Regions from separate parts of the Homo sapiens genome. Here regions 1 and 3 are each linked to region 2. A link is a contact called in ENCODE Hi-C data. All regions are on one chromosome and are shown on one strand. Each heading gives the region's core, a stretch centred on a gene start or an enhancer-like site at or near the end of the contact. The rest is flanking DNA. Distances are from core to core; before and after follow the strand shown.

What was found. A loop is a pair of places that touch in the nucleus more often than their neighbours do. Pooled maps may share reads with other maps.
Region 1: a pooled map shows a loop between it and region 2 (2.9-fold over the local background). The contact joins the promoter of KLRK1-AS1 here to the enhancer-like site in region 2. A Hi-C loop is called at or near these places in 1 of 168 maps with a recorded cell type or tissue (CD8-positive, alpha-beta T cell), 1 of 37 single-sample maps with no recorded cell type and 5 of 50 pooled maps.
Region 3: a pooled map shows a loop between it and region 2 (5-fold over the local background). The contact joins two enhancer-like sites. A Hi-C loop is called at or near these places in 3 of 50 pooled maps.

What each region holds. Positions count from the first base shown.
Region 1 is chr12:10,362,425-10,365,124 of GRCh38, forward strand. It overlaps KLRK1-AS1 (KLRK1 antisense RNA 1), which reads left to right and starts at 1,345. Exons shown (of 4, transcript NR_120430.1): 1 at 1,345-1,609. RefSeq lists enhancers at 1,816-1,865, 2,326-2,395.
Region 2 is chr12:9,741,468-9,744,167 of GRCh38, forward strand. No RefSeq gene overlaps it. Among named protein-coding and RNA genes, the nearest start is that of CLECL1, 9.7 kb to the left of the region's middle. RefSeq lists enhancers at 1,743-1,812, 1,833-1,902. Within about 2 kb of position 1,329, at least 9 of the 41 ENCODE cell types and tissues checked have a DNase peak (open chromatin) inside an H3K27ac peak, as active enhancers do; they include CD8-positive, alpha-beta T cell, where a contact is called at or near this core.
Region 3 is chr12:9,023,754-9,026,453 of GRCh38, forward strand. It overlaps a transcript of KLRG1 not described here. Among named protein-coding and RNA genes, the nearest start is that of KLRG1, 36 kb to the left of the region's middle. Within about 2 kb of position 1,383, at least 3 of the 41 ENCODE cell types and tissues checked have a DNase peak (open chromatin) inside an H3K27ac peak, as active enhancers do.

The sequences.
Region 1 (2,700 bases), core at 95-2,594, 620 kb after region 2:
GGGACAAATACAGAATGTGAGGTCCTGTTCCAGTCAATGGAAACTGGATACAGCAGTAGGGTGGATGCGGCAGGTTATAAATGATGCTGTCTCCTTTGTTTGGTGTACACTCGTGGCAAAACTGCTGATGAGTATACCCTTTCTGCAGGAAGTAAAAAAAAAAAATGGCCACACTAAATAAATCTATGTTCAAGTGCTATTTTTTTATGGCACTGGGGAACAAGCATTTCAAACAATTTGGTGGCAGTCTGTATGGGGATACATTCTCCTCCAGGGGTGGTCTCCAGTCCTCTCTCATGAGGGAGTGCACTCCCCTACCTCATTGAAGGGGCCCTCAGGAATGACAAATTGAGACAAATAAACCCAGACTCTCAGCAACACAGAGAGAAAAAAAAAAAAAAGAAACTGGCCAGCAACCTAGCTTAAAGGATCCTCACATACTGTGGCGACAACTTTGTGCACAGGCCAAGAAAGAAGAAGCTGTGGGAGCCAATAAAGTATTTCCTTGGTGATCGGGACTAAAAAAAAAAAAAAAAAAAAAGCCACAGGACGGTAAAGCATTCCTTAGTTAGGACGTACCAAGGAGAGAGAAACTGCAGGGTCAGTAGATTATTCCTTAGTCGGGATGTCTTGGAGGTTAAAAATAGGTGAGAAATCCCCATAGAAGGGGTGTTGAACCTCAGAAAGAGGTGAGAAATCCCCATGAGGCGGGTTGAACCTCAGAAAGAGGTGAGGAATCCCCATGGGAGGGGGGCGTTGAACCTCACACAAACTCCCAGTAGTAAGAAAAATATTCAGAACCCCCCTTTCCTTTCTTCTTGGGGGAAGAAAGAATAGCCCCACTGCCACCAGTCCCTTCCCTAGGGAAAGGGGAAGGAGGGGGAAAACAGCAGCATAGGTGGCTGGCATGGAACAGGAATTAAAATAAATTACAGAATGTGTAAGCAAAAACTCAGTTGTATATAAGAAAACCCAATTCCCCCCTGAGGAAGAGAAAGAGCCGGAGTCCTTTAAAAATTAACTGCCTGTTTTCTGTGGCTAGTGAGCCTTATCTCTCCCTTTCCCAGGCATTATGAAGACCCTATTTCTCTAGCTGTGCAGCTGCAAGGTCACTAGACAGATAAACTCAAGTCATAAAACATGTTTTTCCTTGAAAAGAAATGATGTCATGTATGTCTCAATTGAATAACTGTCTTTGTTTCTTGCTTCTGTTATACGCTTCCCCCTGCACAAATCTTCCCCCACCCACGAAATGCTTAAAAGGTAACTTGACTCTTTGTTTGGGGCTCAGTCCTTTGGATGTTAATCCAAGTGGACCAGTGCACCTAAATAATAAATATCCTCCTCAATCCCTTGGTCTCTCTGATTCCTTATATATCCCGATACATTTCTGGGGGCTCATCAGGATTGGAGATGACAGATTTACTGTCCCCTTTGCCTGCGATACTAGGTCCCCGGGGCCAGGAGAGACCCGGCATCCAAGGTGTGCCACAGCTGAGCTTCACCCGGATATATAGACCAGCTCTCCCCACGTCCCAGCACCCTGCCTGGCAGCGCAATGGAACCGAGGATGGGGCTGCAGGACGATACCAGCACTTCAGGAACTGTGGTAAGGAGTATAGGCCCAAGGCAGGAAAGCCCGTCCCATAGGGACAAAGGGGAGCTTGATCACCTCCCAGGGACTGACCACTAATCCAACCCAGAGTGGCTGGGGGCAGCAGGAGTGGCCTGCCAATTTGGATGAAGCTTATGTCCCCACTAACAAAGTGAAAGTGGTTCACTGGATCTGGAGACAGGAACTGGGAGTGGTGTGTGTATGTGTGTGAATATGGGAGCCTAACTAGGCTCACCCAGGTCATGAGAGAGGCTCATTCCATCCGATGAGGACTCCTGCAGTAGGAGTGGTGTATGTGTGTGAAAGTGGGAGCCTAACTAGACTCACCCGGGACATGAGAGAGGCTCATTTCGTCCAATGAGGAATCCTGGGGCAAGGAAGGTGTGTGAAAGTGTGTGAAAGCGATGGTCTCGGGAGAGGCCAATGCAGGGAGTGACGTGGGGAGGCACAGATCCCTTAGCACGGGCTGTGTGCTCTGAGGCGAGTGTGGGGGGAAATCAGACCTAGGACATTGCATACAGCTGATAGGACGAGCTTTGCAGCTGTAGCAGGCTGTGACAGGGGAAGACACCTTCCTGGCTAAGCAGTGTCCGAAACTCCTGTAATAGGACCGGGTCTGCTGGACCTGAGAGTGAAAGTGAGAGTGAGAGTGAGAGTGTGCCGCAAGGGAGGAAATGGGAGGGAAAGCGTCAAAACCAACTCCTTTGGAGTGCATGATAAAAATTTTAAAGAAAGGATTTAGAGGTGATTGTGGGATGAAACTGGATGTTCAAAAGTTAAAGACATACTGTGAATTACAATAGCCCTCTTTTAGTGTCAGATGGCTGGCCGAAGGCACTGTAGAGAAATTGGCCGTGTGTTTTAAGGTGGTGACTAGGGTCGGAGGACAGCCAGGGCATTCAGACCTAGTCTTTATATTGACTCATGGCTAAATGTACGCAGCCCTGCCTAGCAGTTTATTGTAGAATGCTCGCAGCTCACGCCGAGATAAACCAACTGTGCTGGCAGCTACGGAGTTAAAGGGAAAGTCACAGAGGCTTCTAGCACCACCGATCCAAAAGTGAAAGTGAAAGTCAGCTGCCCTG
Region 2 (2,700 bases), core at 79-2,578:
AATCTTAATTTACACTAAACTTATAAATACAGTTTGATGATTTGATTAGCTAAAAGCTAACATTTACTAAGAACATTGTGTGTGTCAGGTATTGGCTCATTTAAGTCTTCTGGTATCACAACTGTAGGAGCTAGGCACCTTTATTATCCCATTTAAGTGCTGATGAGGAAAACAAGGTACTTCACTCAAAGTCACACAGAAGGATAGGAGTTGAGCAGAAATTTGAAACCAGATTACTTGACACCAAAGCCTATAAATACAATGGTTAAACTATATTGCTTTCCCTGAAACTGGAAGTTGAGATTAAAAATGATGTCCTCCCTTCAGGGAGCTGATTTTCTAGTATGTCAATAAGTAAGTAATTTACTGACAATTGATATACAAAACAAAAATGCCCCAACAGAGCACGCATGAGATTTTACCGCAGCCCACAGGTGCATCAGAGAGGAAGTGCCACTTGAAATAAGATGTTACATTGACATAAATAAGCATTTAGTTTTACTAAGAAACAGAGATGATGAATCAGTGGTCTAACCACACTGAAATGGGCGGTGAAGAAGCATTTTCAGGTTTTGCAGCAATTTGTGTTAGGCTGGTTTGTCTTTGTCATTCTAGGGTTTTAAAAAACTTCATACAAATGGAATCACACAATCTCGTGATCATTTATGTTTGGCTTCTTTGCTTATCAGTAGGTTTCTGATATTTGTTTGTGTTTTTGCATGTGTAACGGGTATAGTGCTTCTTGTATGGATGCTGCAACATTTATCTATTTTATAGTTGATGGACATCTGATTCCAATTCAGGGCTATTATGAATAAAACTGCTATGAATATTGATTCCTGTCTTTGGGTGCACATACATGTTTGTTTCTATTAACGAGTGAGTGGAATTCCTGGTTCACAGAGTATGCTGATGTGCAGCTTTAGTAGAGATGACCAAATTAAGATGGTTATTAATTTGAACTTCCTTCAGGTTTATGAACATTTCAGTTGATCTAAATTCTCACCAACCTTTGGTATTCTCAGATTTTATTTCTGTTTATTTCTTTAAAAATTTTAGATATTCTAGTTGGTGTGTAGTGACTCCTTTAAGTTTTTTCATTTCTCTGATGACGAATTTGAGTGTTTTGATAAGCTTTTTTGCCATTTTGGTGTCCTTTTTCTGGGAAATCACTTCTGTAGTCTTTTTCTCACTTAAACATTTGTTGTTGCCTGTCTTTTTAAACCGATTCATGAGTTTGAAAACTCTCACTCTCCCATTCTTTGCTGAGAGACTTTGCGTGCACTTGGGGGCACACCCTGGACCCTCAGCAAGCAGTTCGCTGTGCTGTTCCTTCACTTCCTGCACAGGCTGAGCTTCGAGGTCAGCCAGAGGTGAGAGCTTAGGTTCTTCTCAGGTAACTCCTGAACCTGTTTACAGCCCTGTACATTCACACTGCACAGGCTGAGCTTCGAGGTCAGCCAGAGGTGAGAGCTTAGGTTCTTGTCAGGTAACTCCTGAACCTGTATACAGCCCTGGACATTCACACTGCCCTGTGCTTTTGCACAACCTTCAAGATTCCAAGAAATATGTTGGAGATTTTGAAGCCTACTATAGACATCTCATTTCCAGTTTTTTTTTTTTTAAGTTTTCATCAGCTCTTTGTCTCAGTTTTTATTATATTGCTGCCTCCGGAAGTTAAACAATTATCCCTGGTGTTTTTGACAAACACCCTCAGAAATTATGGAAAGAGTAGACGAATTTAAATAGTCTGGAAGTGAGTAGGCAAGCTTCAGCAACAGTGCAAGCTGGAAGAAAAGGAGGTGTTCTGCCAGTAGGGGGCCCTGTGTGATTGAAGTTGCCATAAACTTTGACAAAAATGAAACCAGGCATTCAGCTTTAAATATATATATAATTTGAGACAGAGTCTCTCTCTGTCACCCAGGCTGGAGTGCAGTGGCAGGATCTCAGCTCGCTGCAACCTCCCCCTGCCAGGTTGAAGTGATTCTCTTGCCTCAGCCTCCCGAGTAGCTGGGATTATAAGCACCTGCCACCACGCCTGGCTAATTTTTGTATTTTTAGTAGAGGTGGGTTTTCACCATGTTGGCCAGGTTGGTCTCAAACTCCTGACTTCAGGTGATCCACTCGCCTTGGCCTCCCAAAGTGCTGGGATTACAGGCATGAGCCACCATTCCCATCCAACGTCCTATATTTTTGAGTGTCAAAATACGTCATGTTTTTCCAAAGTGTCAGATTGCCTGGCTGTGAAGCGTAGATCTGAAATTTAAAGACTTCCGGTAAAGCAATTATTTGTGACTTGGTTTTGTTACATATTAAATGAGATATTAGATCTAAGTCACAGGGCCGTTTTGGAGATTACATGAATTATATGTAAAACATTTAGTGTCTGGCATATAGAAACACTATAGAGATGTTATAATTATTGTCGTATTTTAATCATCCTTATTGTAATTACCGCCATCTGGTACACACTTTGTTACTTTTATTATTTTGGTGCTTTGGATAATACAGGGAGCAAGAGTGCTAAAACTTAGCAAAGTAGTGTGGGTTGAAGACCACATCATACAGAACCAGCGATAAATCAACAAGATATGACCAGTGGAGCAGACTGGAGCAACAGTTAAGAGAGAGAATTAATAAGCAACAAACAAGTTTTTAAGTACCCTCTGAGAATTCTCAGGATTACTCAGAAAAATATAT
Region 3 (2,700 bases), core at 133-2,632, 720 kb before region 2:
CCCTGTTGCTCAGACTTGTCTTGATCTCCTGGCCTTAAGTGATCCTCTAGTCTTGGCCTCCTGGGCTGCTGGGATTACAGGCATGAGCCACAGTATCCAGCCTGTTTTTATATAACTTTTATACATGGTGTGAGATATAGGTTGAGGTTTTTTTTTTCTTATAAATGCCCAATTATTTTAGAACCATTTATTTAAATAAGTATCCTTTTTCCATTGAATTCTTTTGGCACCTATGTTGAAAATCAATTGATCGTGAACACATGGATTTTTTTTTTTTTTTTTTTTTTTTTTTTGAGCCAGAGTCTCTCTCTATTGCCCAGGCTGGAGTGCAGTGGGTGATCTCAGCTTACTGCAACCTCCTCCTCCCAGGTTCAAGTGATTCTCCTGCCTTATCCTCCTGAGTAGCTGGGATCACAGGTGTGCACCACCATGCCTGGCTAATTTTTGTATTTTTAATAGAGACAGGGGTCACTATGTTGGCCGGGCTAGTCTCAAACTCCTGACCTCAGGTGATCCGCCCACCTCAGCCTTCCAAGGTGCTGGGATTACAGGTGTGAGCCACCGTGCCTGGCCAACACATGGGTTTATTTCTGCATTCTCTTCTGTTCCTTTTTAAAATATATCTATCCTGTCACTTCTACCCCACTGTAATTTTATAGTAAGTCTATAAGTAAGAATATAGCGTAGTATAGTTCTCCAACTTTGTTTTTCTTTTTAAAAATTGTTTTATCTGTTCTTGGTCCTGAGGGTTTTACTACAGATTTTAGATAAATGTTCTTTTCATACATTTTGCGTATGTGTGAATATAATGGGGGAAATCACTGAGTTAATGGCAATATGCATTTTAAATTTTATAAGATAGCTTTAAATGGCCCCACCAATGTAAACTCTCCAGCGATGTATAAATTTGGGTGCCTATTTCTTTATACCCTCACAAGGCAGAGATAAGGTGAACCCCAGGCTCTTCATGATTATGATGACTTCACCCCTGGTTCCATTTTTGAAGGATAATGAGGGGTTTTTACCTAGAAGGAGGTCTTTCATATTCTTCACACTGGAACATCTACAATACACATCTTTCCCTTGCTAGTAATGCTCTCACAGGGCAAAGTTTTGGTGATAGTAAAGTCTTTATTTCTATATTAGCACTGAGAAGGGAAAGGAAGTAAAGAAGAGGGAAGAAAACTGGTGGCACAGAGGAAAGAGCATAAAAATGATGTGGTAAAAGCTAAAGAAGAAGTGGTTTTCAAGGGGGAGGGAGCACTTACTAGAACAAAATGCCAAAGAGTTGTAAAGTAACATAATGAGAGGAGAGTATTCAATGGAAATGGCAATATGAAGGTCATGTTTATCATTCTTCACTGGTGTGGTGGTGACAGGTGAAATTTCAGCAGGCTGATCATACAAGGTAAGGAAATGGAAACAATGAGTTTAGATGGTTTGAAGTCTGGTTAAGACAGGAAGGAAAGAGATAATATCTAAGTAGAGTCATATGTCGGGTCAATAGATCTTAAAATACAGATAGAAGACAGTAACACATTTTGTAACTTGAGGTAACAAAATTATGTTGAAAGGGAGAGATTAAAAATGCATGTGGGTGTGGCTGGGTACAGTGGTTCATGCCTGTAATCTCAGCACTTTGGGAGGCCGAGGCAGGCAGATCACTTGAGGCCAGGAGTTTGAGATCAGTCTGGCCAACATGGTGAAACCCCGTCTCTACTAAAAATACAAAAATTAGCTGAGCACGTTAGCACATGCCTGTAGTCCCAGCTACTCAGGAGAGTGAGGCACGAGAATCACTTGAACCCAGGAGGTGGAGTTTGCAGTGAGCCGAGATCGTGCGACTGCACTCCAGCCTGGATGACAGAGTGAGACTTCATCTCAAAAAAAACCCAAAAAATATGCATGTGAGAGAGGATGCTTTATAGACCAAGATTCTTGAGTCAGTGGATGAATATGAAGCTGACTGGACAACTGGAAGAAGTAACCTTGGGTAGAAAGAGTGCCCCTTCCCCATGGAAGAAGGAAAGATGGGTGAGGATTCTGATGGGTTTATTACAAGTGATAGGGAAGTAAACTGTTATTACCTGGTGAACTTCATTTTCTCAGTGAAATCAAAGACAAGGTCATATACTAAGAAGGAGAGAGGAAATAATAGGTTTGGGGGTCTATGGACAGCAGAATTTTTGAATAATCACAAAGGGGAAAGAGAGGCATCTGCCTAGAGACACGACATTGCTGGGCAGCCCTGCGAGCTTGGGTGAGGCAGGGGGCCGAACATTTTCAGTGATTTCAATCTGTACTATTGCACGGTTTTTGGCAGCAGCCTACATGGGATTTGTCATAATAACAGAGAAATCAAATAGCAAGAAGGATGGAGGGAGAGGATGTTACAGAATGGTTTCAGGGGAAGAGAAAAGGTGTCAGAAAAGAGAAGTAGCCAGAAGTAGGCAAGAAACCCAAATAATAGGGTCCCTGAAGTGAGGGACATGTATAGGAAAAGATTTGGGAATAATAGTGTAGGAGATGAAATAAAACACCACAGTGAACATTTTTGTACATGTATTCTGTTTTCTCATGTTTTGAAAGCATGAGCCAAAAACGTATGCCAAAACAAAAATGTTAATAGATACCACTGGATTACTTTCCAAAAAGACTGAAGCAGTTTTACTGCCACTGGCAACAGATGAGGGTACTAGT